Linked DNA regions of Homo sapiens: all the other regions are linked to region 1. Evidence: chromatin contacts called from ENCODE Hi-C or POLR2A ChIA-PET data. All regions are on one chromosome and are shown on one strand. Each heading gives the region's core, a stretch centred on a gene start or an enhancer-like site at or near the end of the contact. The rest is flanking DNA. Distances are from core to core; before and after follow the strand shown. Region 1 overlaps TPRG1 (tumor protein p63 regulated 1). Region 2 overlaps TP63 (tumor protein p63). Region 3 overlaps TP63 (tumor protein p63).

Region 1 (3,460 bases), core at 528-3,027:
CAATCTCTAACTTTATCACATCCACAATACCTTCATTATATTCAAGCAAAACCACATCTGCTGATTGTTCTCTGAATTTCTTTCCTGACCATATGGCTTTATTCTTGCTATACCTTCTCCCTGGAATAGCCTTTCCCTCTAACCCTTTCTTCACATCCCAACTTCCCACCTGTTACTATCTTCCAAAGGTCTCGTCTTATACTATTTCCTTTGTGTTGCCCAGATGCAGTCACAACTGTATGAATTCTCTTTATTGTCAATTCGTCTCCACTGGCATATCCTTATTGCACCTTATAATATAGCTGTATATATACTTGACTTATCCTTGCTACTAGAGCATGTAGTAGTTATAGCAGGAACTGTGTTGCTTGGCTCTATATGACTAAAACATCTAAAACAGGGATGTACACATATTCATGCTCATTGCATGGTTATTCTATTAAGATTGTTTGGATCTGTATTGAAATAACACTGTATGTATGCTGTTTGTTGTTTAAGTCAAGTTGTCAAGTAGAAGATTGATTTGAAGTTCAGCTAAAAAGAAAAAGGCCTCAGACTTCACTGCAGGTGATTCTGTTCCCTTCTACTTAGAGCAATCAGAAGACATAAATACATGCAGTGCCTTAACCTCAATAAATATTTGATGAATGCATGGTTTTGTGGATTACAATTGTTAGTCAATAATGACTTCATACACACACACACACACACACACACACACACACACACACACACACTCATTACATTATCAAGAAATGCCCTTGGGAAAACTTAGTGATTCTTGTTTATTATTTATTTTTATAAGAAAAAAAAAGCACAGGTCAAAATTCAATTTAAGGTGGGAATTAACTGTTCATATGCTTTTAAATGTTATCAAAATTAATTGATTATCTTCAAATGTTTTTAAATTGGTAAGAAATACCTATTTCCAAGTTGAGGGACAAGCCTCACCTTTTTCAGTCTAGGGAAAAGAGAGAAGGTAGCAAATCCTGGAGATTATTTTGCAAAAATTTGAATCAGTGGTCAAAGTTTACTGAAAGTACATTAGAAATTCTGTGCTCTGATACCAGAGTCACAGAGAAGTCTCAGTGCTACTATCTGGGCCCTACCCTCGATTACTACTCACCCTACTACACACAAGAGTCATTCAAATCCCAAAAATCAGGGAAGTCACCGTCCCTTTTAGTCTAAGTTCTTATTTAAGTTCTGTACAATATAAAAACTCCCAAGAAAGAGTGGCTTTGACTGTAAAATTTTATCCAAACAGGCTGAACAAACGGCAATTACATTTTTCCCAATCCAGGAAAAATAATATTTTATGTAACTGGACCTAGAGACTAGATTGCATATTCCATCGTTAAGAGATTTCCCTCCAATGATAGTGAGATAACCCACTCAGCCAAAATTTTCATTTCATTTTAGCTCTAAGAAAATTATCAGAGCTTAGCTGAAGTAGGTGGGAGTAATGCCTATCCCATTTCTCACAGGCTCATCAGACTCTGAGGTCAGGGTCATTAGCCTTTTTCTAAAAATCACTCCATGGATCAGTGAAAAAAAAAAAAATCTGGGTTCCGAGAAGTTAAAAGATAAAGAATTTGAGGTATTAAGACAGTTGGGGTACAAAATAGCCTGTCATGAGGCCATTCAACATAATTTTTTCACTGGCTTCCAGACAAATACAACATTATTTCCACATAGGAGTGGGCAGACACTCCCTTAGTCATCTTTGTTGTCCTGGTCAATGGCAACATACCTGGGGGCAACTTCCAATGTGCCTGTGTACATTCACAATTTCTGTGGGTTTCTGTAAGCATGCTTTTCATTTAATGATTGTTGAGAACATTTCAGGCACAAGCTAAGGGACAGACCAATATAGGCCTATGGCTTGGAAGAGGGGTAGAGTGAGACATGAGAAAGCCCAGACACAGGGAGAATAAAGCACTGATTTTCAACTCCAGGCCAACCAGGGATGAGGAGAAATAAAGGAGGAAATACTGGGCCAGAGCTATCAAATGAGTGCATTCACTGCTTTTTTGGAAATTCCAAAGACTAAATAACATGACAGGATGCTATTTGCATTCTCTACTATGGCTAATAAATTAAACTTGTCCAATGTTACGTAGGGACAATATCAGCAAAACTGGGATTAGAACTCAAGTTTCCTGAGTCTACAACTTCCTGTCACACTGCCTGTCGCATACTCTAAGCACAGTTAGCCTAGTGAGGATGGGAATGAAGGACATAAAAACTTTTGATTTTCAAACTCTCTGCAGTATTTTCCCTGCCTCCTCATCTGAGTGAGGTGCATTTCTCTGCATGGCCACAGTTTTCCATGTTTAACTCCAGCAGCACTTGCCACATCATACTGGAATTGAGATTTTACTTTTCTACCTCTCCAGCCATACAGTAAGCCCTTAAAAAGAAAAATGTTAGCTCTGGAGTGTTTGACAAGTAATAGGAAGTAAATAGTAGTTGAATTAATAAATAGATTCTTGATTCTGTATAGCTACAGAATAAAATACTAGGACCAACAAGTGACAGCTTCAAGAGGAGCTGATTAGAGGAGCTGATTTTCCCTCAACACATTCTAACTAGATTCTACCAGAGTCAGAGAGGCCGAGCAGGAAGCAGTGGATTCTCTTTCACCAGAAGCCTTCAGAGGCTGGATAACCACTTGTCAGGATCACTGGAGAGAAAATGCCTGCTTTGGATGGTCTACTCTTTAGTAATCTATGGCTATTCCATTACAGACCCCAGACCCCATCAGAAATAGAAGAGTCTCTAGCACCACCTTTCTGTAGCTTGGAGTACTTTATAAATGTCTATCCTTGTCTGAGCTGCCTAGTGGACCTACTGATCCTATTTAGTATTGAGCCTTTGTAGAAAAGAAAGAGAGGGAAGGAAGGAAGGAAGGAAGGAACGAAGGAAGGAAGGAAGGAAGGAAGGAAGGAAGGAAGGAGAAAGAAAGAAAGAAAGAGAAAGAAAGAAAGGAAAGAAAGGAAGGAAGAAAGAAACGAAGGAAGGAAAGAGAGAGAGAGAAAGATAAAGAAAGAAAGAAGAGAAGAGAAGAGACTTGGCAGAAGAAGTCTGTGGTTGGGAAGTCAGCTTAATCTTCTACTACTGAGCTGATTTGAAGAACGAGACTTGCCCAGATTTCCTGAGAAGCACTTTACAGACACAATAAGCAACAGTCTCGATGTATATTAGTAGGAAAAAAAAATACACACAAATTAAATCTGAAAGCTCATCAGAAACTTATAGCTCACCTGAACTATCATACTGAGGCCTCAAAAGGAAACTCATCTAGAATCACACAGCCAGTCCTGGCAGAGTTGGCACAAAATTCTGCTGATTACAAGGCCAGAATTCTTTTCATTACCCAATGCTGTGAAGCCCACTATAATATAACACTTAATTATACAGGTTCAGGAATACAAGTCAAAGCAGATCCCAAATATAA
Region 2 (3,460 bases), core at 572-3,071, 490 kb before region 1:
GAGAATAACATCGCTACCAAAATACAAGAGGAATTGGATGTTGATGCTGGTAAAATATTGTAACTTCTATACAAAATCACCCCTTAAATTGTGTTTATTTAAAACAGCCCCTTGTGTTCAATGACTGACCTAAAAAAGTAAATAGTAAAGAAAAGCCCACGTTTATTGAACCAATGCTATTGTGGTAAGCTCTTTATATTTACTATCTCAATTAGTTTTCACCATAGTCATATTAATCCCGTTTTGCAAAAAAACAGCAACAGCAACAGCAGCAACAAAACCCCTAAAACCTAGAGATGGTTAGTTATTCATACACGCGGGGGGTTTGAACACAGAGCCTGAAGTACCTAGTTCTTAAAATAAATCTCTAACAATAAAATGCTACTTCATTTGTTTTACGTGATGTGCTGACATATTGTATGTGATTTCACATATGTATTATTATTCTAAAATCCTGGATTAAATATCAAATATTTAGATTATTGTAAGTGACGAAACTGACACTAGAGAGGGTTAGTGACATGTGTCAGATCACATCACTAAATGGTAGAGAATTCATGACTACAATCCAGGGTCCAAAACTTCTAAGGTAGCTCTTTTGTCTCTGTACAACAGTCTGTTTATTGAGATATTTGAGTCTGAACATTCTTTTCTCCTGTAATTAAGCCATAAGATGATGACTTATTTCTATTGTCTATCAGACAATTTAGTATCCTACACTCTATATGGTAAAACTTGAGACTCACGGTTTTCCAACCATGAGCTCCTGTTTAGCTGAACTTCCTGATGAGTATGGCTGTTTCATCATATTGTTCCAGAGGAGTTAGAAATGAAAATCAAACTTCAGATTGATTCAAATTCTGGGGATATCTTCAAATACGAAACTAGCAAAGAAAATGACTATTCCATTCTTGGCCATTCAGATTTTAGCCAGAGAAAGCGAAATTGAATTTTTATAACACTATGAAAAGCATCCTGATTCCGCTGCATAAATTGAAAGATTGGTACATGTTTACTGGTTTTTCCCCTTCAATGAATTCAAACCACAAACTATCCCTATTTATTTAATAGTACCTATACACAACAACAAGAACATGTTATGTGAGTTATTACTGTTCATGTTTTTTTTTCTTTCATGTAGAACTGCTGGATGAGAAACTGGTTCAAATAAAATAAAAAAGGAAAAGAATCCACTGACATCTGTGATTGCCTAAGATGCTAATAAATAATAAAGATAAATTTTGAAGTATATACTCTACAACCATTACATTTTTCACCATAGACGAAGAACCTTTTGTTTGTATGAAAGCAAACAAACAAAAAGTTATGGGGAAAGATTTGTTATATGGCAAGATTTGTGGAAATACGTGATTTTTATACTTTGTTCCACAATTTATACCTTATTTAAAGTGCCAGCCAAGAAAATATATACTTAATATTTCCTAAAATCACTCCCAGGCTGCAGGGTGAGGGATAGGAGGTGTGCAATAAGGAGGAAAGATTTCATCCAAAGAGTTTAATCCCTGTCACTCCAAAGAACAATTGCAACCAAGAAAAGTATTTTCTTTAAAAGGAGAAAAGCAACTGTTGCCCTAATTGTTTCTGTTTTTGTTACTGTTGCTGTTTCAAAGTGGTAGGTAGGTTTGTGCATTTTTTTAAACCAGAGAAAAGATTTTATGTGCAATATTTACCACTGTATTTTTTTTAAACATGATTTATGTTTTTAGCGAGGTTAATTTTCAGAAGAAATCTCAATGAGGAGACAGTCTGGAGAAAAGACATTCCAATGAACTGGTTAGGCAAGTAGTTGTTTGGAAAGAACACTGCCTGCAGGGCTTGCGAGGAAGACAGAGGCAGCATGTTAGAGAAAGGAACAGGAGAGTAACAGAAAGAGTTAGGAACTTCTCCTTTCACCAACTCCAGACAGTATTCACATTTATGACTGGTCTTTATTAGTGTAATACCTTACCACCCACCCCACCTCCACAGAAAAAAAAAACCTGATTAGGAAGTATTTATTTTTTCAGATATGTAAATGTAGCTTTTGTGTTTGGGTTTTTGCAATGCTCACCCCCGATCCAAGGACAGAAAGAAAGAAGAGACACCATCAAACTCTTTAGATTCCACGCTACAGCTATTATTTAGAAAGAAATGTTGTTTTACACTATTTCATACAGTTTACATTTGTTTATATATGCTTTCACTAGTTATTATTTTTTTAGATGAGGTCTTGCTATGTTGGCCAGGCTAGAGGGCAGTGGCTCCATAGCACACTGCAGTCTCAAATTCCTGGGTTCAAGTGATCCTCCCCACTCAGCCTCCCAAGTAGCTGGGACTACAGGCATTCACCATTGCACCTGTGCACCAATGTTTCTTAAAAACCTATTTAGATGTGCTGGGTGCCCACCATAGCCACATGGAGACACAAGAGGAATCCTAGCAACATAGAATTCAGAAGCAAGAGCATGGAGATTTATCCATTACAGACTATAAGAACACTGAGTATTCACCTAGCCCAACTCCGTGCTTTCACCCATAAGGAAACTAAGCCCAGAGGGGGAGTTATCTGTTCATGAACAGAAAACAATTAGTGGCAGCAGCATGAAGAACAGAAGCCAAGGCTCCTGGCTCCTAGGCCAGTGCTTTTTCACCAAACTGCTGTTCCTTTAAAAATGCAGAGGACAGGCCGGGCGCGGTGGCTCACGCCTTAAATCCCAGCACTTTGGGAGGCCGAGGTGGGCGGATCATGAGGTCAGGAGATCGAGACCATCCTGGCTAAAACGGTGAAACCCTGTCTCTACTAAAAATACAAAAAATTAGCTGGGAATGTTTGGTGGGCACCTGTAGTCCCAGCTACTCGGGAGGCTGAGGCAGAATGGCGTGAACCCGGGAGGCGGAGCTTGCAGTGAGCCAAGATCCCCCCACTGCACTCTGCCTGGGCAACAGAGTGAGACTCTGTCTCAAAAAAAAAAAAAAAAAAAAAGCAGAGGACAGGATATTTACAAAGCCCCAAATTGAAAACCCCAATTTTCCTTTTTATGTCAAAGGATTTCCAAAGAACTTAATGTTACTTGATGAGATTAATTCTTGGATCTCAGGGGGGAAAAAAACAATATACGGGGATACATTTGTTTCTCATATCAATTAGTCACAAAACTGATTTTTTTTTTCTGCTCTATATTCTCCTTAGTTTTCTATCAAACCATAAAATCTCATCAAGCAGCTGAGTTGTCTCTTTTCCTAAACAGGCTTATTGCTAAAAAGTGAATAAAATATCTTGGTTAAATGGGAAACTGGCTGCATCTATTTAATTCAATAGCAAAGATGGTTTCTGCTGATTCCTTTCATCCAGGGCAGCCAACATCACTAAATCCACAACGCTCCAATAAAGCTTTGATTACAGAAAAATCATCTGATACCCCACCCAGACATCTAAAAGAGTTCTTTTTTAAAAGCCACA
Region 3 (3,460 bases), core at 348-2,847, 410 kb before region 1:
CTTGCTATTCTTTAAGTAACCTAGATAATTCGGAGTCTCACTGTTTTTTGTAGCAGCCCACTTCATTTTTATTTGCAATTCTATATTCCCTTGAAATTACAAAAGGAGACTACAAACTAGGTTCCCCTTTTACAAAGGAGGTAAGACTTCAACTGAGGCAGGGCTGTAAAGTTATCAAGCTCAAGTAACAGGCAAGCATCAAAGATAAAATAATGCTGATTTCTGACACAAATGTGGAATCATTCAAACTAGGCAAGTGTTTTTCCATTTCTTGTCTTGGTTTTCCCATCTCTAAAATGATGGGATTGGATTGTATTAAAAGAAAACTTTGCATTTATGTGAAAACTCACCTAGAAAATAGCAAAACTATGTACCGTTTCATCATAACTGAGTCAAATCAAGTGGAGCTGATTTGACCATGGACTTGAATGATCTGGGTACTCCAGACTCTATTGAACCTAACTGAAGACAATGGAGCTCATTTTGCCCAACTGTGTACAGATCTGTAGACCACTTCTCCCTTATCTAGAGTGCTAATTTTCAATCCTTCATTCACCCAACCACCAAGGACCTCCTCTTCCTAGCATTAAAAACCCTGACCCTTGGCCAGGCGCGGTGGCTCACACCTGTAATCCCAGTACTTGGGGAGGCTGAGACAGGTAGATCACAAGGTCAGGAGTTCAAGACCAGCCTGACCAATATGGAGAAACCCCGTCTCTACTAAAAATACAAAAATTAGCTGGGCGTGGTGGCAGGTGCCTGTCATCCCAGCTACTCGGGAGGCTGAGGCAGGAGAATCGCTTGAACCTGGGTGGCAGAGGTTGCAGTGAGCTGAGATTGTGCCACTGCACTCCAGCATGGCTGACAGAGTAAGACTCTGTCTCAAAAAAAAAAAAAAAAACCCTGCCCCTGCCCCCCACCCCCTGAGTAAAGTTCTCAGTGAATTATTTTACTGGTGGTATGTTCCCTTATCTGGCAAGTTTGTAAACTTTGCTATCATTTTTTTAAGCTCTTGGGCATTATTTATTTATTTATTTATTTATTCTTTTTCCACTGGGTAGACTCTAAGTTCCTGTCTCTTTCCAGTAGTTCATGAAATTATGTTTCTAAGAAAGCCTCAGTCAACAGCCACCTACCATTCACTTTTTGAAAGCCAAGATATGAGGGTCCATGATCCCCAAAAACTGGAGACATCCTGTGATGCCACATCTTAGTTTCTTTGAATTGCTGGCATTACCACCCTGCCTGGGAGAGAGCTCTGTTTCCAGCCATTCTTGTTTAAGACACTTCTTACTCACTCACTGTCTTCTATTGCCAGCTTCAGTATGAAGGAGGAGAAACTGCAAAGACAGAATCTAAAATATAAGTTTTGTCTCATAAAAAGAAAACAGGTAAAAGTTCAAGGGACAAACTCAAAAATTAGTGATCAGGATGGAGGCCTGAACCTGGACACCAAGAGTACACATTCCTCTGTGCTTTCCTTTCCCTCCGGAAATGACGAGTCACAGCTCTGCACTCTCTTCTTCTTTACTTTCTGCCACATAATCAAACAATTTGGAGAACTTTGAGCCAAACTCCTCATTTTACAAGAGAAGAAACTGTGACTCAGAAATATGAAGTGCAGTACTCAAGACAGCTACTTAGTGCAAAGTCAAGGCAGAAATGTAGGGTTTTCTGATTCCCAGAGCAAAGCAGTACTCTTCTCACCATTTTATCCCCCTTCTCTTTGTTCATTTGTTTCTCAGATAGTTCCCTTCTTTTAAAAAGCTCATATTGTCTCGGAGTTGTTGTTTTAAGAAGGAGAAATATATTACCTCTGATTCACATCCTACATGTCTGGGGTAAGATGACTGGAAAGATACAATTGCGTTATTGCTATAAAATAATGCTTTCAAATTTAATATCAATATTGCTATCAAATTTCTAATTCTATAGAAAAATCAGCTGTGAGAGAAAAAGCTTTCTTTTCTTTTTCCTATTCTTCCTCCTTTCTTCCATTGAACACACATGTATTGAAGACTTGCTACACAAACCAGTTTGGGAAATATAGAGTTAAAACCTTTTATGCCTTGATGGAGTTCACAGGAAACCATATGTTATGAGAGAGGTTTAAAGTAAGTGCTACAGAAGCTGGCTGCGGGAAGCTTCATCTTGACTGGGCCTTAGAGAACAAAAGAAGCTAGGGTGAAAAGAATAAAGGCAGGAGAAGTGAAAGAAGAGTAACACTGAGGATGAAAAAAGGAAAATACTGGACTTATCCAAAACTAAGTGAGGCAGAGGAAGAAACAACCTGCAATGCAGGGCAAAGGGAGAAACATCAACCTAAGAAGAGACAAAAACCTCTCCAGTCCATTTGACTCTGCCTTTATCAACTCTAACCCAACCAAGCCCCTTAGCATCCTCCCCATGCCATCTCCTGCCACCACCTTGCAATCTCCTCCTTTTTGAAGTACTTTTGGTATTATGGTAATCTACTCACTGATTTCTGTCTTTGGTTACATTTAGAATACTCTCATATTCGTTTAGAAAAAGTCAGAATTTCCACCACATTCTATTTGTCTATTCTCATTTATGGTTTGTCTAGGGTCTGCCATACTTTGTAGTCTTCCTTTTGCTCTTTCACTTCTTTTCTAAACTATTCTACTCTATATGTATTTGTTTGATTATATCTATTACACAAATAATATATAAGTATATCCTTGGCCAGGCACGGTAGTTCACACCTGTAATCCCAACACTCTGGGAGGCTAAGGCGGGTGGATCATCTGAGGTCAGGAGTCCAAGACCAGCCTGACCAACATGGAGAAACCCCATTTCTACTAAAAATATAAAAAATTAGCTGGGCTTGGTAACGTATGCCTGTAATCTCAGCTACTCGGGAGGCTGAGGCATGAGAATCGCTTGAACTCGGGAGGCGGAGGTTGCAGTGAGCCGAGATTGCACCACTGCCCTCCAGGCTGAGCAACAAGAGTGAAATTCATCTCAAAAAAAAAAAAAAAAGAAAGAAAGAAAACATAAGAAATGCATAGATCAATTCTATATCCCTTGACATCACTAATAGGCATCATATTTCTCTTTTGCTCTAATCTACTCTCACTTCCTGCCCTTAACCTTCAGGTACACTAAACTACTCAAAATTCTCAGAACACAGTCTTATTCATACTTTTACGCATACTTACATGCAATTCTCCTGTTCTGAAATTCCCTCTGTTATCTTTTTTGACTTTGTAAAGTGGAGTTGATCACTATTTGAATTCTTTAACCCTCAAAACTCTCTGTTCAGATGTCCACCACAGCATTTATAATGTGTATGATGATTAACTATCACTCTTCCCTATAGGATGTTAGGTTTTAAAGAACTAGGTTTTGAAGAATGTATCTTATTCAGCTTCATATTTCTGGTACCTAGAAAAGTGTCTTACATACCATAGGTACCAAATAAATGTTGAATTACTGAATT

What was found. Hi-C counts contacts between places; a loop is a spot of excess contacts on that map. ChIA-PET counts read pairs that join two places held with the same protein, here RNA polymerase II (POLR2A). Pooled maps may share reads with other maps.
Region 2: a pooled map shows a loop between it and region 1 (2.6-fold over the local background). The contact joins two enhancer-like sites. A Hi-C loop is called at or near these places in 2 of 168 maps with a recorded cell type or tissue (PC-3 and PC-9), 1 of 37 single-sample maps with no recorded cell type and 9 of 50 pooled maps. POLR2A ChIA-PET finds 5 or more read pairs at or near these places in 1 of 52 experiments (activated T-cell).
Region 3: a loop to region 1 is called in a map of PC-3, with 2.6 times the contacts of the local background. The contact joins two enhancer-like sites. A Hi-C loop is called at or near these places in 1 of 168 maps with a recorded cell type or tissue (PC-3), 11 of 37 single-sample maps with no recorded cell type and 10 of 50 pooled maps.

What each region holds. Positions count from the first base shown.
Region 1 is chr3:189,272,213-189,275,672 of GRCh38, reverse strand. The region is part of intron 4 of TPRG1 (tumor protein p63 regulated 1); the gene reads right to left. Among named protein-coding and RNA genes, the nearest start is that of TPRG1-AS2, 33 kb to the right of the region's middle. RefSeq lists an enhancer at 2,549-2,738. Within about 2 kb of position 1,777, at least 4 of the 41 ENCODE cell types and tissues checked have a DNase peak (open chromatin) inside an H3K27ac peak, as active enhancers do; they include PC-3, where a contact is called at or near this core.
Region 2 is chr3:189,764,957-189,768,416 of GRCh38, reverse strand. The region is part of intron 3 of TP63 (tumor protein p63); the gene reads right to left. Among named protein-coding and RNA genes, the nearest start is that of MIR944, 63 kb to the left of the region's middle. Within about 2 kb of position 1,821, at least 3 of the 41 ENCODE cell types and tissues checked have a DNase peak (open chromatin) inside an H3K27ac peak, as active enhancers do; they include PC-3, where a contact is called at or near this core.
Region 3 is chr3:189,684,173-189,687,632 of GRCh38, reverse strand. The region is part of intron 1 of TP63 (tumor protein p63); the gene reads right to left. Among named protein-coding and RNA genes, the nearest start is that of TP63, 55 kb to the right of the region's middle. Within about 2 kb of position 1,597, at least 5 of the 41 ENCODE cell types and tissues checked have a DNase peak (open chromatin) inside an H3K27ac peak, as active enhancers do; they include PC-3, where a contact is called at or near this core.